Regions from separate parts of the Homo sapiens genome. Here region 2 is linked to region 1. Evidence: chromatin contacts called from ENCODE Hi-C data. All regions are on one chromosome and are shown on one strand. The core of a region is the stretch at or near the end of the contact, and the rest is flanking DNA. Distances in the headings are between cores, read along the strand shown. Region 1 has its middle 50 kb from the start of SKA1. Region 2 holds the start of MAPK4 (mitogen-activated protein kinase 4).

What was found. A loop is a pair of places that touch in the nucleus more often than their neighbours do. Pooled maps may share reads with other maps.
Region 2: a pooled map of psoas muscle shows a loop between it and region 1 (2.2-fold over the local background). The contact joins the promoter of MAPK4 here to the enhancer-like site in region 1. A Hi-C loop is called at or near these places in 2 of 50 pooled maps.

What each region holds. Positions count from the first base shown.
Region 1 is chr18:50,423,363-50,426,832 of GRCh38, forward strand. No RefSeq gene overlaps it. Among named protein-coding and RNA genes, the nearest start is that of SKA1, 50 kb to the left of the region's middle. RefSeq lists a cis regulatory region at 1,693-2,313. Within about 2 kb of position 1,934, at least 3 of the 41 ENCODE cell types and tissues checked have a DNase peak (open chromatin) inside an H3K27ac peak, as active enhancers do.
Region 2 is chr18:50,558,077-50,561,683 of GRCh38, forward strand. It overlaps MAPK4 (mitogen-activated protein kinase 4), which reads left to right and starts at 2,011. Exons shown (of 6, transcript NM_002747.4): 1 at 2,011-2,167.

The DNA.
Region 1 (3,470 bases), core at 684-3,183:
TATCTATTGAGCATCTACTTGGATTCAGGCATGGTCTTAGGGACTGAGGATCAGTGATCTCAAGAAAGATATAAGTTTTTTCTTCCACGAAGCTCACATTCTAGGAAGGATTACAGCTAAGTAAATGAAAAATAGTAGTGTGATAAATGCTTTGATATGGGCATAGAGGATATTACAGGGACATGTGAAAGCACCTAATATAAATGTATAGGGATGATATGGTTTGAATATTTGTACTCGCCAAATTTCATGCTGAAATTGCAATCCCTAATGTTGGAGGTGGGGCCTGAGGGGAGGTATTTGGGTCATTGGGGTGGATCCCTCATGGCTTGATGCTGTCCCCCTGATAGTGAGTTCTCATGAGATCTGGTTGTTTGAAAGTGTGTGGCACCTCTGCCTGTCTCTCTTGCTCTGGCTATCCCCATGTGACACACCTGCTCCCCCAGTCCCTCTTTACCTTCTGCCATGATTGGAAGATTCCTGAGACCCTCACCAGAAGCAGATGCTGGAGCCATGCTGATACAGCCTGCAGAACCATGAGCCAATTAAATCTCTTTTCTTTATACATTACCCAGCCTCAGGTGTTTCTTTATAGCAATGCAAGAATAGCCTAACACAAGGGATCAAGGAAAATTTCCGGGGGAAGTTGCACTTATGCTTAGACCTGAGAGTGATTAGGAAGAGATGGGTTCCAAGTAGAAGGAACAGCATCTAACATAGCCATAAATGACACATATACAGGTGAGAATCCAGGAGTATGCCCAACCTTCAAGTGTATCTTATACTTACCCTTTTCTTCCCTGCTTAAGAGAGCATGTAGAAGAATATAAAGTGAGCAATAAGTCATTGTAGGGATAAATATGAATCTGCTCTAACTTTTTAAAAAGATAAATCGTAAATTATTTACAAGTTTTCTGTTAACTGAGAGTCCAGATATGATCCCACAGACATGCACTTTCAAGATGATTTAATGTTCCAGACAGTGTCTTATGCATAGACATTCATAAGGAAACAAAAAAGTCATAAGGGGCCAGGTGTGGTGGCTCATGCCTGCAATGCCAGCACTTTGGGAGGCCGAGGCAGGCAGATCACCTGAGGTCAGGAGTTCGAGACCAGCCTGGCTAACATGGTGAAACCCTGTCTTTACTAAAAATACAAACAATTAGCCAGGCATGGTGGTGGGTGCCTGTAATCCCAGCTACTGGGGAGGCTGAGGCAAGAGAATCACTTGAACCCGGGATGCAGAGGTTGCAGTGAGCTGAGATCACACCACTGCACTCCAGCTTGGGTGGCAGAGCAAGATACCTTCTCAAAAAAAAAAAAAAAAAAAAAAAAAAAAGGCCAGGTGCGGTGGCTCACGCCTGTAATACTAGCACTTTGGGAGGCTGAGGCGGGTGGATCACGAGGTCAGGAGATCGAAACCATCCTGGCTAATATGGTGAAACTCTGCCTCTACTAAAAAATACAAAAAATTAGCCAAGCGTGGTGGCAGGCACCTGTAGTCCCAGCTACTTGGGAGGCTGAGGCAGGAGAATGGTGTGAACCCAGGAGGAGGAGCTTGCAGTGAGCTGAGATCACGCCACTGCACTCCAGCCTGGGTGACACAGTGAGATTTCATCTCAAAAAAAAAAAAAAAAAAGAAAGAAAGAAAGAAAGAAAGAGAAAAAGTCATTAGAGAATGCACTGAAGCAGGAAATGTGAAAAAGAAAAACAAATTTTCCTCTCTCCTTTGGTATGAGTAAACGTCCCCCACAAAATTCCTCCCCACTCCATGTGGTTGTACTCTGCTCTGCAAGTTTTATGAGTTTATGGATTCCTATTTTCTGTAACTAGTGACTGTAAATTTCTGTTTTTCATCTGAGTAGCACAGTGAAGGTCATGAGACATGCCTGAGCAGGACTGGACTGCAGCCATCTAGGCACCATAGTGAAGGATATGAGATAAGCTTGTGCAAGGCTCTTGAGCAAGCTGAGATAACAGCCATCTGGGCCGCATAGCAAGAGTCACATGAAAGCCTGAGTTATGAACCTGTCACAGTTTGATTAACTGCCTTTGTTCTGCTTCCGTACACTTGCTTTCATGCCACTGCACTCCACGCCACTGTAAACTTGTTTCAAACTAGCCAACCACCTTTCAGAAGTGTGTATAAAAGTCAAGCCCTGTCTTTGTTCAGAGCCCAGCCTTTGGATGTTAATCCACGGGGCCTAAGTGCATTCAATAAAATCTTCCTGTTCCACCCAGAGGTCTCTCCAGTCTCCTGATTCCCGCAACAGCACCATCTCCCCAAAGGTAATCACCATTAAGAGTGAAAACAAATTCTTCTAGTGTTTTTCCTTTCCAAAAAGATACACATTATCAAATTTACAAAAAGAGCCTTATGTAATACATGTATGACTGGCTTTTAACATGTGATAGATTATAAACATTTTCATGTTAATAAATACTGTTTTATAATATAGTTTAAATACCTACAGGCTGGGTGCAGTTGCTCACACCTGTAATTCCAGCACTTTGGGAGGCCAAGGCAGGCAGATCACCCGAATCAGGCATTTGAGACCAGCCTGGCCAACTTGGTGAAACCCCATCTCTACAAAACACAAAATTAGCCAGGCGTGGTAGCACACTCCTGTAGTCCCAGCTACTCTGGAGGCTGAGGCAGGAGAATTGCTTGAATGCAGGAGGCAGAGTTTGCAATGAGCCAAGATCATGCCACTGCACTCCAACCTCCTGGTTTGATCCCAGGGATCAAAGCCTGGGCAGTAAAGTGAGACTCTGTCTCAAAAAAAATAAATAAATAAATAAAATAAAAAAATAAATACATACTTTCTCATGTGATATATTTAATTAGTTCTGTATTGTTAGGCATTTTGGGTTCTTCCAAATTTTTATAAACATTATATCTCAAAAAAGTCTGTAAGTTGTGTAGATAAATCTTTCTAGCTTTAGAACTTCTATAAGCATTTCTTCCTTTTCTTAGGCTGAATCTGAGACCCACTCATCATACTTTGATTAGGTGATACAACAAAGAAAAATTTGGTTGTGAAAGCAGCAAGAGTAGAAAAAGCATTATGACTTCATTTTTATAAATAAGGCTTTCAATTTATATTTCCATGATAACTTTATCATTTGTTGATATTTATTTACCAAAGTGCTACAGAACTCTTCAAAATATGAAAAGCCATGGGATTTAACCATACAACAAAAATAATAATATTTTAAAATAATGTTTACCATTATATCAGAATGGAATGATTTTAGGTCTGAAAAAAGATGTTTACCATTACAAAACAAAGGAGGGTAATTTTAAAACTTGCTTTCATAATTTGTAATCAAATTTGGTAAAAAACTAATACTTCATGTAAATTCAGGGGGAGGTTGATTCATTCCAAGTTCAGGTTATTTAAAGCATTTAAAACTACACAAATGGCAAACCATTAATCATAATTAAAATAAACATAAATGGGATTGTT
Region 2 (3,607 bases), core at 761-3,260, 130 kb after region 1:
ATAAGAAATAACTTGTTTCCTGATAGCAGCAAGGAGAACAGAACACCACTTTACCTGACAGTGGAGAGCCCCAGACAGATACTCGCTTCCTGTTCATTCCCCTGCCATCGTACGGTAATGGGCACTGATATTAAACATGCATATTTCACAGTCTCTTGTCCCGCGATTTGGAGGATGGCCATTCACTATGTATGAACCACTCACTCATGCTCATCACACAGAGAAAATTACATTTTCCCAGTTGCCAAATGGAAGAGATAAATTATCTCACGTGGACAAGCACATTGCTCTCAAGAGCAGCTTCCAGACCTAAGATAAACAGATTAAAAAAAAAAAACAAAAACACGCTGGAGGGGGACTCTGAGCTTTCCAGGTGTTGATGGGGGTCAGTCTCTTCATTCGGACTCGCCAGATCCTCACTTTGCAGTTAGTGGGCTTAAAGTGGCGGGACATTTGCCCTTCTGTTTCTTTTGGATTAAATGAGCAGCCTTGGGGCCTCTTATTCTTCCTTCATAGAAGAGATGTTATAAAAATGAATAAATCAACACAAAACATTTCATATTTATGCCTACTTGCTGAATTGATACTACTTGTAATGAAAATCAAGGAAGCAAAATGTTAAAATGTTCTCTTTGGGGAAGACACATTGGAATGTCTTACCACAGATATACACACACTCGCTTGTTACACACTCCTTCCTTATCCCTAACTATTCTCTGAGGTTAATGAAGGTCCTGATAACTGCAGTCTCTAACTTAGCATATCATCCTAAACCTACTACCTGCACACATAGGAGTCGCAGCGCAACTATGTACTAATGGCAGCCAACACTCATTACCCTTCATACCACCATCACTGTGCAAACCCTTAGTGCATTTTCCAATATGATCCCACAATCCTTCATTTTTATGTTTTGCCCACGCTAAAATTCGACAGCGAATTCTTGCAACAATTATTAAGCGTCTGGAATTGTATTAGGGTCTGGGGGTAGAGGTGGGGGACGAAGCGGGAATAACTGCAGTACACAGCAGACCCTATGAAAGTGCCAAAACGCAGGTCTCACTCGGAAGGCTTTGGGAGTTGGGAGAGGAGAAGGCTCATGGGCAGCTAAAGCCACCAGTGACCTCATTATGCAATATTTAGGTTATCAGACTTTTCTATGCCTAGAAAAGCAGCGCCTCAACCATTCCAACGGGACGCACCGCGTTCAGTGACGACCCTCATCGGTGCCCACAGCTCTGGGCTCGCTGAAGGCACCACAGAAGCACCAGTTATTACCAGTGTTAGGGTCCAGTGGCTTCTTCTGTCCCTTTCCTCTGGATCCCAAAGTGTTGGTTCTCTTTTGTTAGTTTTATTCCGGTCATGCCAATGAGCACAGATTCACAGCCCAGGCGGCCCGCTCGGAATCCCAGGCCGGCTGGGGACCGGTGCACTTGGGCTCCGCGCCCCCTCGACCCTCGGCCCAGTGCCCCTTCCCGCGCGCGCGGGTCTCCCCGGTTCCAGAGCCCACCGGTCCCCGCCGGCTCCTTCTCCCCACCCACCCTCCCACCGGGCCCCCGGCGGCTGCAGCCGCGCGGGGCTGGCGGGGCGGCGACCGGGCTCAGGCAGATCCCCGCTTCCCGCCTTCTCGGCGCCCCCTCCCTCCCGGACGGAGCCCGAGGATCCCCCACCCACGGCGGGCGTGAGGAAGGGCTTCTGAGTGACTGGAGCTCTACCGCGTGTGCCCCGGGAAGGCCAGGCTACCCGGGACGGGGCTCGGCTCCCCAGGTGAGCTCGTCTCCGCGGGACTGGGTCCGGGAAGGCCCCAGGACCGCGCGGCTGAGCGGCCTGGAGGCTGCGGGAGGGCAGAGCAGGGCGCGCGGGAGACTGCCGCCCCCGGGCGCCCAGGGCCCGGCTCCCCAGCGCCACCGCCGCAGCAGGTGGGGGCCCAGTGGGCGGGGGCGGGGCCCGGCTCTGGGCGGAGCCGAGGCGGCGGCGGCGCAGGCTGGGGCCGGGGCCGGGGCGGGAGCCGGAGCCCGAGCTGGAGCAGCGAGCCGGGCTGTCGGGGCGACCGCGGGAGCTCGCCGTGCGCCGTGGCTGGGACCGGCCTGGCCGAGCGCGCCGGCGCCGCGGCCGCAGACAAAGGGCGGCTCGCGCCCGGGCCGCCACGCTCTCGGGCTCTGCCTCGGTAAGTGGCTCCCCTCCGCTGGCTTTCTCCTCCCGCCGCCTGCGCCTCTCGGAGTTCGGCGGGCTCCGGAGAAGCGGGGAAGAGATGAGACTTCCCCGCCCGCACTGCCTCCCCACCTTACCCTAACAATAAGCCCCCCAGGCCAAGCCACTGCCAAACTAGCGAGTTTCCGAGCGGCGGGGGTCTCCCGCGGGACCCGCCCGGCTGCCCTGGGTGAGCTCCTCGCCTGCAGACCGCGCGCCGGTGCTGTCCTGGACCCGTTTGGGATGGGAGGTTGCCGCTGGGCTCCTCGCGTTGTGTTTAGGGGAGGAGGACGCAGGGGCCGGGCGCCGCTAGGGGACCCCACCCCCGGGGACAGTCCGGAGCGCTTGGGGTCGCCGAGGGGCAGTTCACACTGCGAGTTCAGATTCGGATCGCAGTCCCGATTATCCTCCCCTCCAGCCTCTCCCTTTCTCGTTGAAGGGTTAATACAGCGTCCTCTCCCCTCGCCACCCGACAGAGGCGCCTACACTGGCGGTAGGTAGCCCCTGGGAGAGGGGGAGTGGGGGGACCCCGCCGCTTTCGCCGCTGGGCGACCCAGAGCCCCAGCCTGCCGGAGAGGGCAGCGGCTCGGGTTTGACATCCCAGCTGGGTCCCGGGCCGGCTCCCTGAGCCTCCTCCCGGGTTGCTCTCTATCAGGAAAGCAATCGGAAGTCAGGCCGGCTTTTGCTTTTGTTCTGCCAGCTACTCTACGGAATCGTAGGTGAAGCCGGGGTGGGCGGATGCCCCGGGAGGGGGCTGTGGCGGGAGTTCCAGGTGCGTCCCCGAAATGACCATTGGAGGCGGCGGCTGTTTCCCGCCCCTGGGTGGGGAATGGATTCCGATCGCTAATCGATACCCTGGAGCCAGCAGTGGGTCAGCAGCGTCCCGACAGAGCGCAGCGGCCGCGTACTGTCACGCGCCTCTCCAGCACTCTCGAAAGCACTACCTCGAGACGTGCATTTCCATTCATGGATCTGTGCCTGGGGGTTGATTAATGTCACCCCTGCCTGGGTTGAGGAGTGTCCACAACTGCTCAGTAGCCATTTACTGGGAGGTTACTGTGTGCAAGGCAGCTATCTTAAATAACCTTAATGTAAAATATACTTATTGAGCACCTACTATGTGAAAAGCAGGTATACTGCAGACTTTTCAATTGAATGGATATGTATTGAGCACCTACCCCGTGCGAAGGTGAAGCGTCATGACGTTCTCAATGTAACAGATATTTATTGAGTACCTACTATGTTCAAGATAGCTATGCTATGACCTTATTGTAATATGTATTTACTGAGCACCTACTAAATACTAAAGGCTTTTTTGCTGAAGGGTTGCCCAGTGTACTTTTGGGGTACGGATAGAAACAAGGGAGAGAAAATATAATATCTTCTGAACCTCGAGTCTTCAACTCCTTTAGTGACC